2 separate regions of the Mus musculus genome follow, and region 1 is linked to region 2. The links are chromatin loops, found by intact Hi-C in ENCODE. Cell type or tissue: gastrocnemius. All regions are shown on one strand. Region 1 overlaps Arhgef4 (Rho guanine nucleotide exchange factor (GEF) 4). Region 2 overlaps Plekhb2 (pleckstrin homology domain containing, family B (evectins) member 2).

Evidence for each region. Peaks named below come from ENCODE experiments on the same cell type or tissue, not always from the same donor. Only the 100,000 strongest peaks of a DNase experiment are listed, where the experiment ranks them.
Region 1: it touches region 2 in a loop (2.6-fold over the local background); 12 of 42 quality-filtered maps call a loop at or near these places.

What each region holds. Positions count from the first base shown.
Region 1 is chr1:34,799,384-34,804,383 of GRCm38, forward strand. The region is part of intron 5 of Arhgef4 (Rho guanine nucleotide exchange factor (GEF) 4); the gene reads left to right. Among named protein-coding and RNA genes, the nearest start is that of Gm32790, 9.3 kb to the left of the region's middle. In gastrocnemius, no CTCF peak of the experiment used is centred here; DNase peaks (open chromatin) are centred at 2,413, 2,615, 3,097, 3,363 and 1 more place; H3K4me3 peaks cover 1,285 bases; H3K27ac peaks cover 862 bases.
Region 2 is chr1:34,865,374-34,870,373 of GRCm38, forward strand. Plekhb2 (pleckstrin homology domain containing, family B (evectins) member 2) reads left to right here. Exons shown (of 8, transcript NM_145516.2): 6 at 768-857; 7 at 3,927-4,032. Among named protein-coding and RNA genes, the nearest start is that of Plekhb2, 18 kb to the left of the region's middle. In gastrocnemius, a CTCF peak has its summit at 2,010 (motif pointing right); DNase peaks (open chromatin) are centred at 1,596 and 1,993.

The DNA.
Region 1 (5,000 bases), 66 kb before region 2:
GCTCTCTCCTACAGCACTGTCCTGTGTAGAGCCTTCTCCAGATGCCCATGGCTTAGGCCTGGGCATGCCTGTGCTTCCTACCCTGCCCAGCCATGCTAGCATTGGCTGTAATGCCTGTTACCTGGCCCGAGTCCATCCTCAGTGGGAGGATTTTTCCCTGACTGGCAAAAGTAGGCGATGTTTGTCTGTGGATCTTTAGATCTCCCTCCCTTTCTACCATCACCCAGCGTGGCCTCATCTCCCCATGCTTCAGTTCTATTGGTGTGTGCAATCTAGGGAGAGGTAGAGGGGAGACCTAAGGTGCAAACACCTTACTACCTGTGCATGGCTGCCTGTATCCTCTGGGCCAGGCCATGGCTAAGAATTCCTTCTGGCTCCAGCTGATGCCCACACAGATGAGACCATTGGAATGCCATGGTTCCCTTTGTTACATGCACACACAGCTGATGGGATCTGCTCTGAGGTGGATGAAGAGTACACACAGCTTCTAGGTCATGCCGCTCAATGCCCAAACTAGAAGCAGACAGACACTAGAGGAAAGCCACAGAAATCATCCTCCAAACTTAAAGTGCAGACAAGAGGGCTGCCAATTATAAGATCTGCAAAGCAGTGGGATTCGAACTTGTAGCAGACACTGGGTCTCCCAAAGGTGCTCCGCACCTCTCCCCCTGGCACTTTGTGGCACGTGTGAGGGTCCCAAAGGACCCAAGACCAGCCCACTATAGAGTCAGCTGTTCTCTGGCTCCAAGTGTCTTTGTTGTCCCACAGGACTCCTGTGATGATAGACATACTAGACCTGGCCTGGTTCTCATGCTTCCCAGCCTGAAGGAGGAGCACAATATCTGTTGGTGCCTCATTGTCTTGTGCTCACCCTTGTTGGATAAACCAACTGCCTTGATTGTTCGCCGAGACAGGAAAGGAACATCTGTAAGACCCTCAGACCACTGATGCCCTAGGAGCCCAGACTGCAAAGCCAGATGGTGGCCACACTTGTAAAGCAGTTCTTCTTCATTTCTAGTATTACCCTAAACTATAGAACTTGGGGCCCAGCCTCACCCACCTCAAACATCCATGTCTCCCTTCAGCTCTCTCTTGTTAGTCTTGCCACCTTGATACTCCAGCCTAGGGGCCACTTCTGGGGGGGGGGGGGCTGAGCCTTTAAACTCAAGCCTTTTTTTTTTTTTTTTTTTTTTTTGGATTTATGTAACCCACAGAGTTGTCCCAGTCATACCCTGAGCTCTTGGGGTTCAAAAAGGTAGGAGTCCCTGGGCAGGGTGGTATTCTTAACCTGGCTCAAATGCAAGGGCCTTTTGTCCTATTTCATGCTCCAGATGAGTCTGTTTCAATCATGAGGTGAAGCTCATGCCCACAGCTGGGTCTGGGCCTATCTGGGTCTGGCATACCCTGGATCTGAGGCAAGCAAACATATACTCACCTCAGATGGGATACCGAGAACAAAACAAAGAAACCCTAGTCTAGCATAGTTATCAGTGAGCATAATTGGCTCAAAAGCAGGTGCATGACCTAAAGGCCCAGCATGTGTGATGACTCCCTGGATTCATTCCTGAAGCTCTCTACAGGACTTTTGGCAGCCCAGTGGTCAGAGAGTCTCTTATCCTCGGCAGTTGTTATTCCTTATATGACCCTGGGGAGGAGCCTTGTGAATCCTGTATGTTTCTGGAACGTTTTTGAGAACTGTGTGTGAGTTGTGTGTTTACTAAGTCTTCTCAGCACTGTTTTGCTGGGTGAATGTGTAACAACTAATTGTCTGATGTTTCAGAGGCACACTTACTCATCTGTGAATGCTAGATGATAGCCTTAGAGCCCCAGAGCCATATAAACCTAGCATGGGCAGCACATACACGCAATCCTAGCTCTGAGGAGCCAGAGGTAGGAAGATGAGAAGTTCAAGGTCATCTATATAAGAGAAGTGAATTTTAAGCCAGTCTGGACTGTGTGACAAAACAACTGGGCTACCCTTGCACATAGCAATCTTGCCACACATTATTAGACTCAGGGACTTCCTGAGTCTAAGTCCCAGGGTACACCCACCCCCTCCAGGATTTCCATGGTCATCTGTGTATCTGGTCAGGCCAAAGCCAGGAAGAAACATTGTGCGGGACATTAGTCTTTGACCCCCTTCCAGGGAAGCACCCTGGGCAGATCACACAGCACCCAGAGCTGCAGCAATTAGCAGCAAGGCGACTTTAACAAGTCCCCTCCCACCCACCCCCTCTGCAGCACCTTCACCCTGCTTCCCCTAAAGCCTGGGTTGCAGCACACTCAGCGAGCTGTGAGGGAGGAGCTAGGAGGGTGAGCGCAGGCAGCTCCGCCTCCTTTCCGGCGCCTCCGGCTCCAGCCTTGAGCTGGGATCTCCCGGCGATAGGAGCCCGGAGGTTGGCCGGGCGTGATGGCCAGGCCTCCGCAGCCCCGGCGTGGCCCCGCAACGCCTGGTGGTGCCCTGCGCGCCCTGCTGCGCTGCAACTTGCCCCCGGGCGCCCAGCGCGTGGTGGTCTCCGCTGTGCTGGCGTTGCTGGTCCTCATCAACGCCGTGCTGATATTCCTACTGGCCTTCCGCTGAGCTGCGCGCGCCCGGCACCGCGGGGGAACCGCGCAGGGTGAGTGGCACCTTCCAGCTGCTGTCACCGCACGAACGTGGGGGATGGGGAGACGACGACTCTCATTATCCCCATGTGCTCTTTTTCAAGGCCGGTCTGGGGATTCCCCTCCACCCCCGGGGATGCCATCCTGAGGGTAGCAGAGGGGCGTGGTGGCACACGTGCCCAAAAGACCTTTCATCTGCCCTAGAGGCTGGGAAGGAGGGGGGTGGGACAACATGGCGGGTCTCTCTTAAGATGCAGAGGAGCTCTGACCTGCTGGCGGAGGCTGTCTGGAAAGGGTGTGCATGGGAGGGCAGGGCATGTATTGTGTGGGTGCAGCAAGAGGCCCGTAGAGGGTATCTGGGCTCCTCTGCACGTGATACCGAGATTTTTGTTATTTTAGGCCTTAAAAAGTGCCAGTCAGTCTCCTAGGGCAGAGCTTCTGCTGCCTGACTTGCAGCAGCCACTCTGAACACACCCTCCCACCACTTCCGGTGCTCAGGGACAGCTTGGTGGGAAGGTGCCACCACTCCACATGAGAGAGGCATACAGGACGTAGGAGGGTAGTAGGGTGATATGCTAAAGGCTGTGATGGTCCACAGGGCTCAGCTTGAGGCATGGCCTGGAGGCTCTACCCTACCCTTAGAACGAGTCGGAACCTCAAGGCACAGGAAGGAATTCTGCCCTTGCTCTTGGCTTATCTTAGTCCTGAATTAACCTAGGCAGTGGAACAAACCCCACCTGCCTCCAGATAGCCTTCCACCTTTGAGGCAAGGAGCCAGGCAGGCACCAACTGGAACCCTATCTTTGGCAGCTGCTGCAATGCCAGGTTAAGGAGCAGGTGCACCTGGTGGGACCCACAGGGAGGGTGGCTCTGCAGAGAAATGAACTTAGCTGCAGCTGGGGTTCACCTCCGATACCCTATAAAATGTTTCTCTTGGAGCCACAGTTTGGTTTAGCAATGGCATGGAAATGGTTTGTTTTGGAGCGAGAGCTTGGTAGAGCCTTCCATTTGTGATGCTCATGAAGGGGAGATTCCGTTTACTGGGGTCCCGATGGGAGACAGACAGGGGAGTCCGGAGGATTTGCCAGACACAGCAGTGTGCCTGTCGGGTGCTTTCTGTGCTTGGAAACAACAATGAAGATCAACACCTCCTTCCCAGGCCTACAGGCTTCTACACCACTGGGCAGGAACACGGTGAGACTTGTCTCTATTGCCGCTCACCCTGGTCTCTACCTCTGTCCCCCAGTGGCTTTCCCAGCAGCAGAACAGGATCCATACATGTCTATAAGCACTGGAGAAGGAGAGGAAGGAGAGGCTCTGCCTGCCAGCCCGCCTCTCTTCCTCCCTCCCTTCTTCTCAGTGCTTGTGCGAGGGAAACCAGGGACAGAGGTACCTCACTCAATTCATACAAAGCAGGAAGCTGGGCCATGTTGAGTATCTAGGTTGCTTCCTGAAATCTGTAGCCGAAGTTCCAGAGCCCTGGTCAGGTACATTCCCCTGTTCTTTCTCACTGGCTTCCACTTCTTTCTCTACATCCTTCAAGGCTTCGCACGACAGTCTACTGCAGAGGGTGCGCTGGCTCCTGGCCTGCAGCAGACTGGCTCCTCCTGTGGCCTTGCTGAGTCCTCCTGTCTTCTCCCACATGTGTGGCAGCCAGAGTCATCTGCAGAAAGTCATTGTTACAGAGGCAATGATTCCCCAGAGGTTGGAAGTCTGCTGTCCCCAGGAACGCTCAGAGCTCTGTGCCGGGATCCCTGTGTGGCGCTGGGCAGAGAGACCTCTAACACTGAATCTGGCACTGGGGTAGAGATGCTACACATTTTCCTGGGAAATACCCCTTCCTGGGCTGATTCGATATGGAAGCACCCAGAGAGGCCAAAAGGGGAACAAACAAGGATATAGAGCAGCTTAGCGGTAGGATTGGCTGGGGCGTGTGTGTATGTGTGTGTGTGTGTGTGTGTGTGTGTGTGTGTGTGTGTGTGTGTGTTTGTTTGTTTGTCTTGGGGATGTACAGTCTAGTTCTTCTTTGTTAGGTTGGCCAGGAAGGAGGCCACATGCATCCCACACACTATCTCCTGCCTTAGGCACCAGAGTCATTTATTCTTAAAGCAGAAAGAAACAGCCTTCAGAACAGAAAGCGGGGAGCCAATGGCTGGGGGGCAGAGTTCCAACCATGAAGGCCACCTGGAAGGGGCCAGGGGCAGGCGACACAGTGGAGAGAGGAGCCTCACCAGCCCTCTGAGCAGAAAGAGCCCAGGACATAGAGCTGTCCGGTAGCAGATATTTAATCTCCTGCCTGGGAAGGAAAGGAAGGCAGATAGAAAGATCAAAACAGCCCTCCACGTCTCAGTCTGAGAAGGACCACTCCTCAGCTGGTGCCTGGGCTGTAGTACGGA
Region 2 (5,000 bases):
AGAAAAACCAACCAGCTAACCCACCAAGCAAGCAAGCAAACAACCCCCCGCCCCCCGCAAACAACCAAAAAGACTTTAGCCCTCAGCTTCAAAAGCTATGGCGACCTTGGCCTTGCCTGTATCCCTAATACTAAGAAACCATAAATCCTGTAGTATCCCTGGCAGTGCCTCCTCGTGCCCAAGATCGTTGTGGTTGACATTTTCATTCTTAGGTGGGACTCTAATTTTTCCAGTATATATACAGAAAAATATAGGAAAGTACAAGAGGCTTACAGAAGAATTTGCACAGGTGGGAAACAGAGTCGAAAGCTCAGTGGTCGCAGCTTTTGTTGGCCAGAGCTACTTTACCTCAGAGCTCACTCCGTGCCCCCTTCTTTGACCAACAGCCCCTGCCCTGGAATTTCACATCAGTGAGCCATGCAGTTAGCAAAATCCCAGTGCAATCTACGTGTGGATTTTTAAAAGTTACTTTTTACCTTTCCACTGGGGCACACACAGGTTTTAGACTACAGAAGAGCATCTGTGCACTTGTGATTGTGACCAGATGGACTGATAAGGGTAGTAGCCCTTGGTCTATAGGCAGTCGAGCTTCAGGTACCTTCCCGGGCCAAGAGTGCCCCGCTCTGGCTTGGGGCTGAGCCGGGACTGGCTGCTGAACTCAGGGTGTTTTAGGAGGCTGGAGGCTGCCCCTGCTCCAGCAGGGTCTTTGTGATCTTTTCTTTGCTGAGTGAATGTGCTCTTGGTCCTAGCTCTCTTGTCTCCCACAGGCTTACGTTGGTTCAGCAATCCTGTCTGAAGAGACTGCAGTGGCCGCGTCCCCGCCTCCCTACGCAGCCTATGCTACACCAACCCCTGAGGTAGGGAGGTTTGAGCAGAGCATACACATGAGGGAAGCCGGGGCTCTCTGCTGCTTTCCCATTTCTGTTGGTCTCTTTTCTTCTGTTTCTGGTTGTAGTTTTGATCTTAATCTTAAGTCAGTCTCAGGGAAATTAGAAATACACTCCAAGGCTTCCCTTTTTATCATAGTATTCCTCTTTGCTTAGATGAAACAGATCAGCTCTTGGAGCTGGTGATGTGGTCAGTTGATGGAGTGTTTGCCTAGCAAGCTGGAGGTTTTGGTCCCCAGCACTGTATAAACTGGGGGTAGCTACACAAACCTGGACTCCTGATCAGTGCTTGGGATGCAGGAGCAGGGCAATTAGGAGATGCAGATCTTTCATGGCTGCACAGGAGGCCAGCTTAATCTAGAGAGTCTATCTCAAATTAAGCAAAAAACCATATATATAATATATATATATATGTATGTATATATGTGTATATATATATATGTATGTATATATGTGTGTGTGTATATATATATATGTGTGTGTGTGTGTATGTATGTATGTATATATATATATATATATATATATATATATATATATATGGTATATGTGTGTATATGTGTGTGTGTGTGTGTATATGTAGTGCCTGCATCTGTAGCACACAGGTAGAGGTCAGAGGGCAACTTGAGAGTTGGTTCTCTCCTTCCATTCTGTGAGTCCTGCAGATTAAACTCAGGCCAGCAGACTTGGCGGTAAGCACCTTTATCCAACGAGCCATCTGGCCAGCCCTGGATCCGTTTATCTGTATTAACTGCAAAGCCTTGCAAGGTTTCTGACAAAGCTGCTGTAAGCCAATGCATCACGCTTAGAGAGAAGGCGTGTTTGCTGCTCTGAGCCTCGTGGACTTCTCTGTTTGTCACTCTGCTTTTATTCCTGGCTTTCTTTATTTTATTTTTGTTTTGTCAACATTTTACAGTTTTCAGCATAAAAATTTAGTACACGTTCGTTGGATTTATAATTATCCCATTATTTTCAAATGGTTGTATGTAACTGTCTGTTTTTAAAAGATACACTTTATTTTGTGTGTATGAGTGTTTTGCCTTCAGGTATCTGTGAGCACCTCATGCATGCAGTACACCCCGAGGCCAGAAGAGGGCACCAGATACCCTGCAACTTGAGTTAAGGGCAGTTGTGAGCCCTGTGAGCCATGTGGGTGCTGTAAAGGCTTGATCACTTTCTCTTAGCTTCCCAAAATCTGGAGTTACAAGTGTGCAGCGCCACACCCTGGCTAGTTCCAGAACTTGTATTCTTTGTATATTAATATATAGTATGTATTATACTGAGTTTTTCTTATATGTTTTTTTTTATTATTTTGGGTAGAGTTTTTAATTTTTTTCATTTAAGTATGTTCATTTCCTAATTATTAACTGAAAGATTTTTATAATAATTACTTTAAAATCCTTTCTAGAGGGCCAAGTGTGATGGCGTACCCCTTTAATCCCAGCAGTCAGGAGGCAGAATCAGGCAGCTCACCATGAGTTCGAGGCCAGCCTGGTCTATATTTCGAGTTCCAGGACAGCCAGGGCTATACAGAGCAACCCTGTCTTGAAAAAGTTCTTTCCCGAGCTGAGTGTGGTGGTGCGCACCTTTAGACTCAGTTCTCAGAAGGCAGAAGCATGTGGATTTTTATGAGTTTGAGGTCAGCCTTGCCTACATAGAAAGTTCTAAAGAACTAGTAGACTGTGGCAGGAAAAAAAATCTTTTCCGTAAGAGACGCTATCTCAAGGGAATAAGGTGTGGGAGTAGAGGGAGTGAGAGATTGGGCGAGCACACCCAGTGTCCTCTTTTGGCCTCTGCATGCATGCATGGGCGTGTATACCTTCTATACATGTACATTTGCCCCTGCACCATACATTGCACAACATATATACACCAGAGCCCAATACACAAGTCCTTTCTAGATAATTCTAGCATCTTTCACCCTAGGTGCTGGGTTGGAACCTAGCCTTTCTTGCATGCCTAGCAAGCTCCGCCCAATGAGCTGCACTCCAGCCCACATCTGACATCTCTACAGTCTCAGTGTGGGCCTTCTTCTGTGTCATTTTGTTTGCGATCTTGGCTGTTCGTGCTAAAAGTGATTATTGGTCAAAACCCTGACATTTTAAACATGGAGAGACTCGGATCTTGCCAGGTGGAGTCCAGATTCTCAGCCCACAGCGGGGGCCGGGCTCCAGCTCAGGAGTTTAGATTTTCTCTGAGTCTCCTTAGAGCACTTTGTTGGGAAGAGAGGACTGCCCATTACTGCTCGACTTCCACTGACAGGTGCATGGTGTCCGGCCAGCTGACCCACCCCCACAAGGCCTTTAGTGGTTCTTAGGGGTGGGGAGGGCAGATTGCCTCTGCTCGGCAGTGATGGACTCTGTGGCTCACTCCTCGGTCTGCTGCATGGTAGAGTGAGTGCCTTGTTATCTGGTCTACACCAGATCCTCCACGTGCATCCTTTTCTGGCTGTACTCTAGGGGGTCAGGGGAGGCTTGCTGTAGCTGTTGTAGTTGTAGTTGAGGCTGTTGTAGCGCATGCTGGTTAGGGCTTCCACCTCTGACCTTTGGGGATGGGAATAGGGTGTTCCTGCAGTGGGCTCTTAGTGTTTGTGTAGAGTAGAGGAGTTATTGGCTCTTTGGGCAGAGAGAGCAAACTTTCCCTGGTCCCTCCCCCTTTTCTATCTGTACTCATTGGGATTTCTGAGTTACCAGTGTCTCCACTAACCAATTTAGGATACGCCATTGCACACCTGTGGAGGTCAGGTGCCACCCATGTATGTATGTATGTATACATGTATGTATATATGTATGCATGTATGTATCATCACATCATCTCTCGTCTCCCCTTCCCTCCCCCAGCACCCCTGCTCACTTAAGTATGTTGATTTCATTATTGCTAACAAAGGACAGTTTTTAGAACTCAACTCATCCCTTCTACAATGTGAGTTTCAGGGGACACAGCATGTCATCAGGCTAGGTGACAAGTGCCTTTACCCACTGAGCCAACTCACCAGCCCCTCCCTCAAAACTGTGTTTCTCATGGGACTTTGTCTCCTTCCAGGTCTACGGCTATGGTCCATACAGCGGCGCATACCCCGCAGGAACTCAAGTTGTCTATGCCGCCAACGGGCAGGCATATGCAGTGCCATACCAGTACCCGTATGCAGGTAATGCACGCTGGCTGCCGCTCCCGGTCTCTGCGTACAGCGGGGCGAGGAGGAGGAGGCCTCCTTTCCAGTTGGAAGTTAAATGAGCTGCACGCTCTCACTGGAGACCCCAAATCACTTTGCCGCTCTGAGCTTTGTGTATTTTTCTTCAAATAGTCTTTTGGGTTTTCACATATCTTTACAGTGCTAGAGTGATTTTTATTTAAAAACGATTACATTTTTATTGATTTTGTGTGCACTTGTTACACATATGTGTGTGGGTACATGTATGTCACAGCCCATGAGGGAAGGCCAGAGGGCAATTCAAGGAAATCAGTTGTCTCCTAACACTGTGTGGGTCCCAGAGTTTGAACTTGGGTTGTCAGATTGGCCCCACTAAATTATCTCTCCAGCCCAGTCTTTGATTATTTAAAGGTTTTAGTAATCTTTATTTAAAATGTAACCAAATATACCTTAGTTGCTTACATTTCCCGTATGTCACTCAATTTAAACATTTTTAAAAAGATTTAGTTTTCCCTGTGTGTACCTGTCTGTAGATGTGTGCACATAAGTGCATGTGCCTGTCGGGGCCAGAATAGGGCATTTGGTGCCTGGAACTGGAGTTATACATGGTTGAGTTGACTTGTGGGTGCTGGGAACTGAAGCAGGGCTCTCTGGAGGAGCAGCAGGTGATCTCACTGCTGAGCCGTCTCTCCAGCCCCCTTGCCAGTCAGTCTGAAACACTAGCAGCTCATGATAAGTAAGGAATAGTGTAATGAAACCACACAACTTAGAAGGCATTCTGGTGGCACAGTACAAATCTACAGTAAGACTAAGGAGCTGGGGAGATGGTTCCGCAGGTGAAGTGCTTGCTGTGTGAGCGTGCGCACCGGAGGTTACACATGCGCACTGAGATGGGATCCAGCGCCATGTAAGAGCCATATAAAAGCCAGGCATGGCAATGTGCACCTGTGTCCCAGCACTGGGGA